3 separate regions of the Homo sapiens genome follow, and regions 2 and 3 are each linked to region 1. Evidence: read pairs that join two places in POLR2A ChIA-PET (ENCODE). Cell type or tissue: GM12878. All regions are shown on one strand.

The links. Peaks named below come from ENCODE experiments on the same cell type or tissue, not always from the same donor. Only the 100,000 strongest peaks of a DNase experiment are listed, where the experiment ranks them.
Region 2: POLR2A ChIA-PET joins it to region 1 with 6 read pairs; 2 of 35 experiments call an interaction of 5 or more read pairs at or near these places.
Region 3: POLR2A ChIA-PET joins it to region 1 with 5 read pairs; 2 of 35 experiments call an interaction of 5 or more read pairs at or near these places.

The regions. Positions count from the first base shown.
Region 1 is chr9:33,062,702-33,067,701 of GRCh38, reverse strand. The region is part of intron 4 of SMU1 (SMU1 DNA replication regulator and spliceosomal factor); the gene reads left to right. Among named protein-coding and RNA genes, the nearest start is that of SMU1, 11 kb to the left of the region's middle. In GM12878, no CTCF peak of the experiment used is centred here; a DNase peak (open chromatin) is centred at 2,361; H3K4me3 peaks cover 1,411 bases; H3K27ac peaks cover 1,958 bases.
Region 2 is chr9:32,876,156-32,881,155 of GRCh38, reverse strand. No RefSeq gene overlaps it. Among named protein-coding and RNA genes, the nearest start is that of TMEM215, 95 kb to the right of the region's middle. In GM12878, no CTCF peak of the experiment used is centred here; a DNase peak (open chromatin) is centred at 3,108.
Region 3 is chr9:32,982,851-32,987,850 of GRCh38, reverse strand. It overlaps APTX (aprataxin), which reads left to right. Exons shown (of 8, transcript NM_001195248.2): 4 at 5-307; 5 at 1,821-1,880; 6 at 2,994-3,220. Among named protein-coding and RNA genes, the nearest start is that of APTX, 16 kb to the left of the region's middle. In GM12878, no CTCF peak of the experiment used is centred here; no DNase peak of the experiment used is centred here.

The DNA of each region.
Region 1 (5,000 bases):
CATGGTGAAACCCCGTCTCTACTAAAAATACAAAAATTAGCTGGGCGTGGTGGCAGGAACCTGTAATCTCAGCTACTCGGGAGGCTGAGGCAGGAGAATCACATGAACCCAGGAGGCAGAGGTTGCAGTGAGCCGAGATTGAGCCATTGCACTCCAGCCTGGGAGACAAGAGCGAGACTTCATCTCAAAAAAAAAAAAAAAAAAAGTAAGCTGCTTTTTGATTTCTTAATCAAACTAATAGCAGTGCATCGTTTAAGTAGTACTTCAGGGCTTACAGTGAAAAACAGTCCCATGTGCTTCCCTTCTCCACCTCTGATTCTTAACTTTCCTGACTTAGCTCCATAGCTGAATACCATGTTTATACTGTTATTACCTGATTTTTTTTTTTTTTTTTTTTTTTTTTTGGTCATTAGCAACTAACTTTCTTCAGCGAAAAATGATTTGTCTTATACCCACTCTCCTCAATACACACTTACTCTTCTTCTGGATTTTCAGTAGAGCTGTATCACAACTTTTGGTTCAATCTATATTCAATGTTTACATAGTTATTTTTATATAGCTATTGTTCACAGCTAAAAAATAATTACATGTAATTTCTTACATAAATTTTTATGATTTGCAATAATTATTGCTTATTTTTTCTTTTGCCTAGTTTTCTATGCACTTCTGCTAGTCCAGCCTGAGTATTTCTAGTAGAACCGTCAAAAGTCCTTTTTTTTCCGCTTGCTGATATCTTTCCTGAGGCCCTTCTCTTTTTGTTCCCATCAGGACTAGTTCTCTTGCATTGCTGCACAGTTACTGTACCAGGACTTCTCTCATCTTCATACTGGGAATTTTGGGTCTCTTATTTTTTTGGTAGGTCTTATTTATAGATTCCTCAGTTTTCTTTTTTTTTTTGAGACAGAGTCTCACTCTGTCGCCAGGCTGGAGTGCAGTGGCACGATCTTGGCTCACTGCAACCTCCGCCTTCTGGGTTCGAGCAATTCTCCTGCCTCAGCCTCCCGAGTAGCTGGGACCACAGGTGCCCACCACCATGCCCAGCTAATTTTTGTATTTTTAGTAGAGACGGGGTTTCACCATGTTGGCCAGGATGGTCTCGATCTCTTGACCTCGTGATCTGCCCACCTCGGCCTCCCAAAGTTTTGGGATTACAGGCGTGAGCCACCGCACCCAGCCTTTTTTTTTTTTTTTTTTTTAATTAAATGGAACACAGAGCCTTGCTGTGTTGCCCAGACTATCCTGCCTCTGCCTTCCTAAGTACTGGGATTACAGGTGTAAGCCGCTGAGCCCAGCCTAGACCCTCATTTTGTGGGAGTACTGAGTCCAGTAACTTCCTGAGAAAGGAAGCATAGAAATAAATTTTTGAGATTTTATTTGTGTCTGTAATACCGTGTATCTTTCTTTCTCTTTAAATGTTTAAAGTTTTATTATCCTTCCTGCATTGTCCCTGTATTCCTATTTTTTCTTTTTCTCTGAGTTTTCCCCTTCCCTGTTTGTTTTGCTGACCATATGTGGGAGTTTTCCTCAAATATTTAGAGCTCTCTGCTATGGTATGTCAGGTTGGGTGGTTGGAAAGAGGAGTTTGAGAACTGATAGACTTCAGCCTGGGATGATAGGATGGGGATCCTCATTTGTCATTCTCTGCAGAAATGTTCTCTTGGGCTGGTCAGCTTTTCCAGAGAGTAGTTCCTGCTTGGAGAGTAGTTCTTGCCTAAACCATATCTTGAGAGTGAGAGCTGAGAGGATGCAGGTAGGAGTGGAGGATAGAGAAATCTCACTGTTCAGCATACCAGTGTACACTGAAGCCCCCAGTTTTCATTGTGGCTTCTCACCTCCACCCTGTCCTCAGCTCTACTGAGATTTTCAGAGCCTAGGACCTCAACCTTTCCAGAATATACATCACCTGATTTCTCTTGAGGCTAAGGCGAGGTGGTTGCTCAGGGTTGGGAGAAGTCGTGGTAGCTAAATGCTCCTTATGCAGACTTTAATATTGCCCCTGTTTTCAGCCCTGAAGCATGCCTTGTGCTTGAAGGGTATGTGATTCCTCCAGTTCCTAAGCCTTTTTGGAGTTTTGCAAGGTAGTTTGGCTTGCTTCTTGTGGCTTCCCCTTCTTCACCTTGTACAATTAGGTTTCGGTTTTCTCTGTTTTTGGTTTCCACTAGTCCATTCACTTTTCACCTTCTAAAATTTAACTAACATTTTTTTCTTGCTGTTCTCCCATTCTCTTTGTCTTTTGGGGCATGTATCTTTTTTATTCCTTAATTACCATCACTTCAGTGGATTTTCTAGAGACAGTGGAAATAAACTCATGTGTTCTACATTTAATTGGTTAGATGTGAAGAGCAAGTGAGGTTTTGGTTCTAGGTTTCGTTTCCCTTTAGTTTCTGGTTTGAGTGACTTGGTAGAAAATATAAGAAGGACAGATTTGTTGGGGGCTGGGGTAGAAACTAGGGATAGGGGAAATGATCCGTTTTTAGATGTTTTGAAGTTCCTGTGGGACATACAAGTGGAAACTTGCAGTATAGGCCCTTGGATCTGTGAATCTGGACCTTAACCTAGAGGTTTTGGCTAAAATTATAGATTTGGAAATTATAGTAGTAGTTGAAGCTGTAAATGTAATTACCTAGGGAAAGCATGTAGAAGAAGAAAAGTAAAATGTGGCCGGGTGTGGTGGTTCACATCTGTAATCCCAGCACTTTGGGAAGCCCAGGTGGGTGGATCAACCGAGGTCAGGAGTTGGAGACCAGCCTGGCCAACGTGGCGAAACCTTGTGTCTACTAAAAATAGAAAAATTAGCTGGCCATCATGGCGTGCGCCTGTAATCCCAGTTACTTGGGAGGCTGAGGCAGAAGAATCACTTGAACCCGGGAGGCAGAGTTTGCAGTGAGCCAAGATCGCGCCACTGCACTCCAGCCTGGGTGACAGAGTGAGACTCTGTCTCAATTAAAAAAAAAAAAAAGAAAAAATATATTTAGCAAAGAAACTTTGGAAAGGAAGAATGTTGAGAGCATACTAGTCTTAGAAATACTGCATTTAATAAAGACCTATAATTTGCATCATTTTGGTAGTGGACACAAGAACATCTGTTGCAACCAGTGCAACAACAGTGCAAAAACCCAATTCTGTTATTTATAATAATTCCACGGATGACAATGGGGAATACCACAAAACCTAGGAATAAGAGAAAAATACATTTAGTATATGATGTTGGGACACTGACTTTAGAATTGCGGGGGAGAGGTCAGATCAGAGCCTGCTCCCATATTTTATGTAGCATAATTTCAGATAGAAAGTTAGATATTTTAAGATAATAGAAAAACACTGGGAGATAATATAATCTATCAAACCTGATAGTCTTCCCAAACTTAGAGATTAAACACCAAGGAAAAGGTAAACAGATTTCATCACTCGAGAACGGAACTTAAGATGAAAAGAAACCTATAAAGCTATAATCCAAAATAGACATAGTCACAGCTACTTGGAAGGCTGAGACAGAAGGACTGCTTGAGCCCAGGAGTTCAAGGCTGCAGTGAGTTGTGATCATGCCACTTTTCCAGCCTGACAGAATGAGAACCCCTCTCTTTAAAAAAAAAAAGTTGGTAAAAGAATTCTTTGCAGCAAACATAAACAACAAATACCTTTATCACGTTAAAGCTCACTAATTGGTGAGAATGGTAAGACCATGATAGATAAGTGAGCAAATAACATGAATAAACAGTTAACAGAAGAGGAAATATATCTAATGAATACAGAGAAAAGTTCAACTCATTAATCAGAGAACTGACTAAAGTAGGGTATTCTATTTCTACTTATTAAATTAGCTAAAATTTTTAAATCAGTGGTCCCCAACATTTTTGGCACCAAAGACTGGTTTCGTGGAAGACGATTTTTCCACAGATGGTGGTGGGGGTGTCAGGGGGGTGGGTTTGGGATGAAACTCTTCCATCTAAGATCATCAGGCATTAGATTCTCATAATGAGCATGCATCCTAGATCCCTCGCATGCGCATTTCAAAATAGGGTTCATGCTCCTATGAGAATCTAATGCTGCGCAGATCTGACAGGAGGTGGAGCTCAGACTGTAATGCTCTTGCTCCCTGGCTACTCACCTCCTGCTGTACAGCTGGGTTCCTAACAGGCCGTGGACCAGTACTGGTCTGCAGTTCAGGGGTTGGGGACCCCCGTTTTAAATGATACCAAAAATTATTGAGTTTTCTTGGAATAACAAAAGGAAAGGGGAATAAACATTGATTGTGTGCTTATTATGTGAACATGTGCTTATTATACAGGCTTCACTTATATTATTTTGTTTTATCCTCTATGAATTAGGCTTTTTTTTTTGGAGACAGTCTCACTCTGTTGCCCAGGCTGGGAGTGCAGTGGTGCGATCTTGGCTCACTGCAACCTCTGCGTCCCGGGTTCAAGCAATTTTCCTGCCTCAGTCTCCCAAGTAGCTGGGATTACAGGCATGCACCACCACGCCTGGCTAATTTTTGTAATTTTAGTAGAGATGGGGTTTCACCATGTTGACCAGGCTGGCCTGGAACTCCTGACCTCAGGTGATCTGCCCACCTTGGCCTCCCAAAGTGCTGGAATTACAGGCGTGAGCCACCATGCTTGGCCCCCGAATTAGGCTTTTTTTCCCGACTTTTTCAGTTGGCAAAACTGGGAGTCAAAATGACATAGCTGGTGAATGAGTTAGCCTAGGACCATCTGTCTCCAAAGTTCATTATTTCACCCCTCATAATGCAGTTGTGAACACTAGTGCAACTGCAACTTTTTTTGGAAAGCAGCTCTTTTGGAAAGGAGTTTGGCAGTATATATCAAATATATCAAGAGCCTTAACCATTCATGTTCTTTTTTGGATTTGGTAATTTCTTTTCCAGGAATATACCCTAGGAGGGGAATATCCCCAAAATAGAAAAAGCTTTATGTCCAAAGATGTTCATTGCAGCATTATTTAGGTGATTGAAAAATTGGAAGCAGTGTAAATGTCCACTA
Region 2 (5,000 bases), 190 kb after region 1:
AAATTCTTGTCTTTTCATTTATACAACTTTCTAATTGAGGTCCTTATTAAACCAATTGCAATTGGCTTTACTAACGAGTACTATCATCTTATTTGTAGTCTTACTATAGCTAATGATGAATAATTAAGTATTGATTTTGTGCTGAAGTTTATTAATTTTTACTGTAAAGCATTTAAACTGTATTTTAGTCTTTTTTTTTTTTTTTTTTTTTTTTTTAGTGGTTTCAGTATCAGAAACAAAAGATGTTTTAGGGTAAAAGGTGGATAATGATTTTGTTCATATCAAACAAGGTTTGTAAATAACCAGAATCAGAGTTTTATTTCTAGGGTCCTTACAACTCATGTTCCCAAATGTGGACTCAACATTGGTTGAGATTAGAGTGGTCAGGATCCAATAGCCGAGATTCATGTTATTTGTTCCCAGTAGTCTAAGAGTCTAGTACCCATGGTTTTTCTGCCAAACTCACATTTGATGCCTGGAGAGTATCTTTAAGATTTAGAGAAAGAGGAAAGTTCGACCAGTTGTATACTTGATCCACCTGCTGAGAAATGCTGACTGGTGGCAAAGATGAGTGAAAGAGAACATCTATGTCATACCTCTAACTTTTGCAAGGACATATTAAAGGTTATAGATCTTGTTCTTCCTCTCTTTTTTATAGTAACACTAAAAAAAAAAAATTGAGAAATGAGCAAAAGGTAAAATCTCCCCTTGGAGGCTGATGAAAATTGTCAGATTAGATGGGCTCTTTGGGAATCATTACTTCTTATAATGCTCTGCATATACCCAGAAAAGCACAAGAAATCACATGTCAAGGTCACTCTGCTCAGCAGAAAATTTCCTTAATGCCACGTAATAGTGAGTGAAAAGGGATGCAGATAAGGCTTTGGCCACCAACTCATGAGCACTGCCTGCGTGCGGGCTTCACTTTTTCTGGGAGCCACGTAGCTTCTGTTCAGAGACCCCAGTGCTTTTTATGTATGTATGTATGTATGTATGTATGTATGTATGTATGTATGTATTTTGAGATGGAGGTTCAATCTGTCGCCCAGGCTGGAGCCCAATGGTGCGATCTCGGCTCACTGCAGCCTCTGCCTCCCAGGTTCAAGTGATTCTCCTGCCTCAGCCTCCCGAGTAACTGGGATTACAGGCATCCGCCATCACACCTGGCTAATTTTTTGTATTTTTAGTAGAGATAGGGTTTCGCCATTTTAGCCAGGCTGGTCTCAAACTCCTGGCCTCAGGTGATCCGCCCGCCTTGGCCTCCCAAAGTGCTGGGATTACAGGCGTGAGCCACCGCGCCTGGCCTGACCCCAGAGCTTTTGACAGTGATGGTTGATGCTTTTCTGCTGAAATTCTGTCAGCTTAAACATCCAGCCAGTCTCAGGGTTGGTCCCTCCCAGGTTAGCACCCAGGTTAGCACCCTGCCAGCTTTCCCTTTGGGGTCATGGAAACCTGCTATCCTCAGAAAACCAACAGTGAGGGCTCTGCCGTTTAAGGTAGAAAATCTGTCTTGATCTTCAGAATGATCAGGTCCTCACTCACTGTTTGGGAAGATAATCAGGCTCTCCGCCAAGTTTGAAGAAAAATACTGCCCCAAATTCATATGCAGAGCAGTGAATGATTGGAATGCTTCTAGGAGATTAGCCAGGACGATTCTTACCAAGGAAAGCCATTCGTCAGTATTGCCAGGTTATTTTACTATTCTTGTGGAAAAGGAGGGAATTTATATTTATTGGGTGATTGTGGTGTGCCAAGAGCTGTACTAGACACTTTACATATGTGATCTCGCCCATAGCACAACTCTTTGAGGTGCGTATTATAATCCCCTTGGAAAATGAGGAAACAGGCTCAGAGAAGTTGGCACTTGCCCAGGAACTTAAAAAAAGTAGTGGAGCTGAAATTCTAGCTACCTCTGACTTTGAAGCCTCATTCTCCCTCATGAGGTTCTTTCTGAAAAAAAAAAAAAAAAAAAAAAAAAAGCAAAAATTATGGTTTATCCGATTGGTCTCTTTAGCCCTGCCTGGTGCCCTTCCAGAGCTGTTGGATCATCTAGCTGGGAAGGAAATGTTTAGGTAACAGAAAGTGGTGAGTCCCCTCACTAGAGTTTTGGAGGGATGGCTGATTGATCACAATTTACAGTGTTGTAGAAGAGATTTGTGCATCTGATAAGGCAGTGTGTGCCAGTAGTGGTTTAGGTTCTACTGATGGGAAATTAAAAAAATAAAACCCTTTAATTGTTGTGCATTTTCATGCATACTAGACAAAAATTGACCAGTATATTAGCTTGTGATTTCACAGATACTACTGTTTAAACACAGCTAAGTAAAAATAAATAGACCGGGTGTGGTGGCTCATGCCTGTAATCCCAGCACTTTGGGAGGCCGAGGCAGGTGGATCACCTGACATCAGGAGTTCGAGACCAGCCTGACCAACATGGTGAAACCCAGTCTTTACTAAAAAATACAAACATTAGCTGGGTGTCATGGCACATGCCTGTAATCCCAGCTACTCTGGAGGCTGAGGCAGGAGAATCGCTTGAACCTGGGAGGTGGAGGTTGCAGTGAGCCAAGATCGTGCCATTGCACTCCAGCCTGGGCAACAAGAGTGAAACTCTGTCTCAAAACAAACAAACAAACAAGCTATTTTGCAGAAACGCATGAAGTAAACAGTGGTCCACAGATACTCTAAAAATTGTGATGGTAGCATGTGACTGCCTGACGTTTGGGAATCACCAGGTGGACCTGCTGAATTTAAGGGTCCAGGGGCTTAGTCCAGTCTTGGAGGAACAAGTGCCTATGCACAGACAGGCAGGCACAGGTGGCAGCAGGGGCAGGGAGCCTGGGGATCCAGGTATAACACCACCAGGCAGCTGAGGGAGAGACTAGATTGCAGGCAGCAGAGTTGCTGGGACCAGAGGCCTCTAGAGACTCCACATCTGTGAGAGCCTGTCCTGGTTCCTTCTCAGGAGAAGCAGACATGTAGTGGTGGATGGCATTTAAACAGAGACCCTGGTCTGATCTGAATAACTTGTCGGCTGTGGAAGATGGCTTCATTCTTTCTCTGTTTTTGCCTCTCGGTTAAGAGCTCAGGCTCTGAGTTAATGGGCCCAGTCACTGTTGTGTGACTTTAGTCAAATTACTCACCTGCTCTCAGCTTCACTTTCCTCATCTATAAAATGAGAAGGAGGAGACACTAAAAATATCTCTATGTCCGCAGGTACCATGGCCACAGCCAACACTATAAATAATCCTCTTTGCTCCCTGGAGACTCAGACAGGTGACAAGAAGGGACCTGCAGGCCAGTTTGCACGTGGGGGTGCAGGGGGAGTCATCGGCCAGGACTGGCCTTGGTCCTCTAACAGCTGGGGCATGGCCCAGGGCAATGGAGATCCCGTGCATCCCTGAGTTATTATATACTTCTTCATAGGGTTGTTGTGGAGATACTATAACTAAGCTGTAACTAAAGCAGTGACTGGCTCAATAAATGTTAGTTATTCTTGTTATTATTAAGTGATAGAACTTGTGGGATTAAGCCCTTCTACTACCCAGTGACCTGGGCTTAGTATAGCCAGATATGATATTTTAATCAATATACTACAATATTATTTGAGTCTAATCCTAAGTTAATTTGAGTCCAAGTCCTTGCTTATAATTCTCAAATATTGAGGGAAATTATTACGATTATACTAATAACAAAGCCCCCTATTCTCCTAATCCTCTCATCTTCTCCTCTGGGCCACCTCATGACTCAGGGATGGATGGGGCCTTCATTGCCCTGGGCCATGCCTCAGCTGTTAGAACACAAAGGCCAGTCCTGGCCGATGACTCCCCCTGCACCCTGACATGCAAACTGGCCTGCAGGTCTCTTCTTGTCTCCTGAGTCTCCAGGGAGCATAGAGGGTTATTCATAGTGTTGGCTCTGGCCATGATGCCTGCGGACATAGAGATATTTTTAGAATCTGTTCCCTAGGGTCTGGCTGAAAAGGTCATGCCTATCTTTTTATGCCTAATGTCAACTTCTGAATAAGTAGGAGGAGGAACTCATTTCTGTTAATAGGACACAAGTAATGTCAGGGTTGGGTCCTATTAACAGCATGCGCCCCCCACCCCACCCCGAAACCCAAAGCTGTTTAAAGGAGTTATTATAAAGGAGAGGAGAATGAGGGACTGGGTCAAAGGCTGCCTTGGAGAAGGTTGGTTAGATGAGTTCAGGTAGCATCACGGGGGCTGGACAAGGACCAATGGATGGTTTTGGATTTCATGTTTTCTACTCATCAGAGCTGGGAAAAATGGAATGTTATATTACCAAACAATGAGCACCTCACCTTTGAATGTATTCAAGTGAAGACTGGAAGGCCTCTTCCGGGATGTTGGTGCCTGGGCGTCCTGTGGGTGCAGAAGACTGAATGAGATGGGCTCGCCGGCCCTCCCATGGTTGGGATCCAGTGATTCTGGAGGGGGTGAGGGTAGGAGCTGCATTTCGTGTTTGGGCACTGAATGAGGTGGATGCCAAAAAAATTAACTGGAGTAGCCCTGAAAATAAACCTATCCATCTATCTATGGCCACGTTTTCCTGGGGCTGATTTTGTGTTTCAGTTTTCCCCATGTCTTTCTTTTCTTTTCTTTTCTTTTTTTTTTCTTTTGAGACGGAGTTTCGCTCTTGTTGCCCAGGCTGGAGTGCAATGGTGCGATCTCGGCTCACTGCAACCTCTGCCTCCCAGGTTCAAGTAATTCTCCTGCCTCAGCCTCCCGAGTAGCTGGGATTAGAGGCATGTGCCGCCACGCCCAGCTAATTTTGTATTTTTAGTGGAGACGGGGTTTCTCCATGTTGGTCAGGCTGGCCTCAAACTCCTGACCTCAGGTGATCCGCCCGCCTTGGCCTCCCGAATTGCTGGGATTACAGGCGTAAGCCACCATGCCTAGCCAGTCTTTCTTAATAGTCACAGGGAATTTCATTTGTCTGATATAACGTTTAAATTAAATAGGGTGGAAATACCTGTT
Region 3 (5,000 bases), 80 kb after region 1:
ATAGGTAGGAGTCAATCCCACCAGCATTGACTCAGTCGTAATTGGGAAGGACCAAGAGGTGAAGCTGCAGCCTGGCCAGGTTCTCCACATGGTGAATGAACTTTATCCATATATTGTAGAGTTTGAGGAAGAGGCAAAGAACCCTGGCCTGGAAACACACAGGAAGAGAAAGAGATCAGGCAACAGTGATTCTATAGAAAGGGATGCTGCTCAGGAAGCTGAGGCTGGGACAGGGCTGGAACCTGGGAGCAACTCTGGCCAATGCTCTGTGCCCCTAAAGAAGGGAAAAGATGCACCTATCAAAAAGGTGAGGGTAGTGTGATTGGTAGATGATGTGGAGAAGAAATGAAATATAATGACTGCTTAATTGTTTTGTACACTTTAAAGTTCAGAAATGCGTGAGGGGTTATTAACCATGATGAAAGAGTCACTTGTTTGTGGCGTGAAAATCATTTGGATGAATGTTCCTTTATGTGCTTTTTTCTTAAATTCCTGAGGTAAGCCACCTGAAGGTACAACAATAATGGCAGTGTGTACTTAACATTGAACAACTAAAGTGGATCAGTTGTTTATGCATCTATAGAAGGTTTTCATAGATCATGTAATTCATATGCTGATGTCAAAGTGGAGAATTGGTCAGGCTGTAGCTGCAGTGAGAGAGGGCAAAGAAGGTATGACTCATACTCTGGCATTTCTCGCCTTCATTTAGAACAGCCAGCTGTGAATATAGGAAGGCTGGCTGGGTGCAGTGGTTCACGCCTGTAATCTCAGCGCTTTGGGAGGCCGAGGTGGGCAGATCACTTGAGGGTCAGGAGTTTGAGACCTGCCTGGCAAACATTGTGAAACTCCATGTCTACTAAAAATACAAAAATTAGCTGGGCCTGGTGGTACACACATGCTTGTAATCCCAGCTACTCGGGAGGCTGAGGCGGGAGGATTGCTTGAACCTGGAAGGCGGAGGTTGCAGTGAGCTGAGATTGCACCACTGCACTCCAGCCTGGGCGACAGAGCGAGACTCCATCTCAAAAAACAACAACAATAATAAAAAACAGCTGGGTGTGCTGGCTCACGCCTGTAATCCCAGCACTTTGGGAGGCCGAGATGGGCAGATCACCTGAGGTCAGGAGTTCGAGACCAGCCTGACCAACATGGCAAAACCTAATCTCTACTAAAAATACAAAATTAGCTGGGCGTGGTGGTGCATGCCTATAATCCCAGCAACTCCAGAGGCTGGGCAGGAGCATCGCTTGAACCCGGGAGGCAGAGGTTGCAGTGAGCCGAGATCACGCCATTGTACTCCAGCCTGGGCAACAAGAGCGAAACCCCATCTCAAAAAAAAAAAGAAAGAATATAGGGTCGGGTGTGGTGGCTCACGCCTGTAATCCCAGCACTTGGGGAGGTGGAGGCCAGTGGATCACCTGAGGTGAGGAGTTCAAGACCAGCATGGCCAACCTGGTGAAACTCCGTCTCTACTAAAAAATACAAAAGTTAGCTGGGCGTGGTGGTGGGCACCTGTAATCCCAGCTACTTGGGAGGCTGAGGCAGGAGAATCACTTCGGAGGTTGCAGTGATCACGCCGCTGCACTCCAGCTTGGGTGAGACAGAGTGAGACTTTGTCTCAAAAAAAAAGAGAATATAGGAAGGCAATGGAGTGAAGCAGAGTCAAGTGAATCTTGTTTAATTCTCAAAAACTAAGCTTATTTCCAAGTTTAGTTGTGCTATCACACAGTATTAACTGTTGCCAAATTTAATTATTGGCATTTGTAATTTACATTGCTTGTTTTTTTTTTTTTTTGTTTTTTTTTTTGTTTTTTTTTTAGGAATCCCTGGGCCACTGGAGTCAAGGCTTGAAGATTTCTATGCAGGACCCCAAAATGCAGGTCAGAATACAATTTTGGAATTTCAGTACATTTCATGTTGTAAATGACCACTCCACAGAGGTCTTAATTACAAATGAAATCAAAGGATATCAGTCTTTCTGAATGAGATTCATTTTATTGGGCTGTTCTGTGAGAACAAGAGGCTTTTCACATTGGCAATAAAGTAGCAGCTGTCATTGTTTGGAGAGAAAGCTGAGTTCTTCAAATGAATATCCCCTCTGCCTTGTGCCTTTTAAACTTCTGGGTACTTTAAGGGAAGTTGCATTAACCTTAGTATGGTTCCTTTCAGGGGAGCATCAGAGATAATACACTGTGACAGTAGTACTGTGCTGCCCTGGCATTAACAGTCAGACATCCCTGTAATCCCAGCACTTTGGGAGGCCGAGACGGGAGGATCACCTGAGGTCAGGAGTTCGAGATCAGCCTGACCAACATGGAGAAACCCTGTCTCTACTAAAAATACAAAAAATTAGCTGGGCATGGTGGTGCATGCCTGTAATCTCAGCTACTCGAGAGGCTGAGGCAGGAGAATCACTTGAATCCGGGAGGTGGAGGTTGCGGTGAGCTGAGATTGCACCATTGTACTCCAGCCTGGGCAACAAGAGCGAAACTCCATCTCAAAAAAAAAAAAAAAAAAAAAAAAACAGGCATCATCCTTGAGGAGCCTTTGAGTCCCACTTCAATTATATTCCTTGTTGACAAGGGGCAGGTCTAATAGGGCTCACTGGAACCCACGTGTACGTGTCACACAGTCTGCCATGTTGGAGTGGAGAAGGATGCTTTTGAATTTATGTCTACAGAGATTTTACATCACATTCTTGGGAACTATTTTGTACTGTGCATCTTCTGTGTATTCTGTGTAGTGTGGTGGTTGAAAACAGACTCTGGAGTCAACCACATCTGAGTTGGAATCCTAGATTTCCCTCTTAGGAACTATGACTTGTGCAAGACACTCAACCTGTCTGAATTTCAGTGCTCTCCTCTCTCAAAACTGGGCTATTAAAACCATTTGCACAAGACTGTGGGAATTAAGTGACTTAGTGAATATAACAACCAGGCACACAGAAGATTCTTAGTAGATGTCTGTTTCCTTCTCTTGTATCCCTCTGCTAGGTTTACAAAGATGAGCAGGTGGTGGTGATAAAGGATAAATACCCAAAGGCCCGTTACCATTGGCTGGTCTTACCGTGGACCTCCATTTCCAGTCTGAAGGCTGTGGCCAGGGAACACCTTGAACTCCTTAAGCATATGCACACTGTGGGGGAAAAGGTGATTGTAGATTTTGCTGGGTCCAGCAAACTCCGCTTCCGATTGGGCTACCACGCCATTCCGAGTATGAGGTAAGCCAGGTGGGTAGTGCTGCTGGCTCCTGGTTCTGTCCAGGTGGGCAGATAGATTCAGCCTGGGCTTGCTGAGGGCACATATTGCACTGAGACCCAGGGAAGTGGGATGGAGTTTTTCCAAAGCAGGTGGGCTGAAGCTTCCACCTCTCTGCCTGACTTGCATGCAAGCTTTGAGTTCCCACTTCTGCCTATAATTCAGTCATATTTGGTTCTTTGTTCCTCTCAAAATATAAATCTTCGAGAGCCTAATATATGAACTAGATGAAGCAGCTTCATTATCCTCAGATAAAGAATTGTGGTCAGTGGCTTTTATCAGATTCTTCAAAAGCGTCTATAACCCCAGAATGATTAAGGACCATTACTCTGAAGGAAACAAACATCATAGACTTCTGTAATGACAGCGTAGTAGATCCAGGATTTGAAAATAAAATGAGAGAAAAGTATAGAATTTGTTTTCCTGTGGCTTATGCCCAGAAGGATTCAGAAAGGAATGACTGATTTCTTTCAAAGAATACAAGCAAGGTGGATCTCCGTGATTTCTTTGATTTAAGCAATAAGATGATAAGTCTAGATTTTAGAGTTTTTATTTTGTTTTTAAAAAACTGTGATATAATATACATAACAAAATTTACATTTTAGTCATCTTTAAGTGTACAATTCATTGGCATTACTATATTCATATTACTATGCAACCATTACTACCATCTATCTCCAGAACTGTTTTCTCTTCCCAAATTGAAACTCTGTACCTTAAATAATAACTCTCCATTTCCCCCTCCCACTCCTGGCAACCACCATTGTACTTTCCTTCCCTGTGAATTTGACTACTCTAGGTACCTCATATTAGAGGAATCATACAAGGACATATTTGTCCTTTTGTGACTGGCTTATTTTACTTATTTACTTACTTATTTTACTTTACATAATGTCTTCAAGTCTTATCCATGTTGTAGCATGTGACAGGATTTTCTCTGCTTATTTTTTTTTAACTACCAACACTCACATTTTATTTAGGTGAATAATTATGACTTAGGTTACTGGCCACTTGAACCAAATGAAATCTTTGTGCCAGATTTTTCCCTAGTCAGTACTGATTCTTTTAAGTTGAGGCATAACTTACATACAATAAAGTGCATAATAAGATGCATAGTTTGATCAGTTTTCATAAGCGTGTATAATCTTTTCACTATCATTCTGATTAAGATACAGAAGATGTCTATCCTTTCATCCCAGAAAGTTCCCTTGTGCCCCTTTCCAGTTAATCCTCCCTCAAGCATTGCTTTTATTTCCTTCAGCATAGATAGTTTTTGTCTCTTCTAGAGCTACCATGTATAAATGGAATCATACATTGCATACTCTTTTTTGGTCTGGCTTTTTTGGGTCAGCATAATTTTGAGATTCATGTGTGTTATTGTGTATATCATAGACATATGTACTTTATTTATTTTTTTCCCCTTGAGTAAATATTTAGGGATCCCAGTCTGGGCAACATGGCAAAACCTGTCTCTACAAAAAATACAAAAAATTAGCCAAGGGTGGTGGTGCACACCTGCTACTTGGGAGGTTGAGTTGGAAGGATCACTTGAGCCCAGGAGGTTGAGGCTACAGTAAGCTATGATCACGCCATTGTACTCCAGCCTGGGCAACAGAGTGAGACTCTGTCTCAAAAAAGAAGAAGAAAAAAAAAGAATAAATATTTGGAGATGGAATTGTTAGGTCATAGGGTGGATGTATGTTGTACCTCACTTTAAAAATATAAATATATTTTTATTGTTAA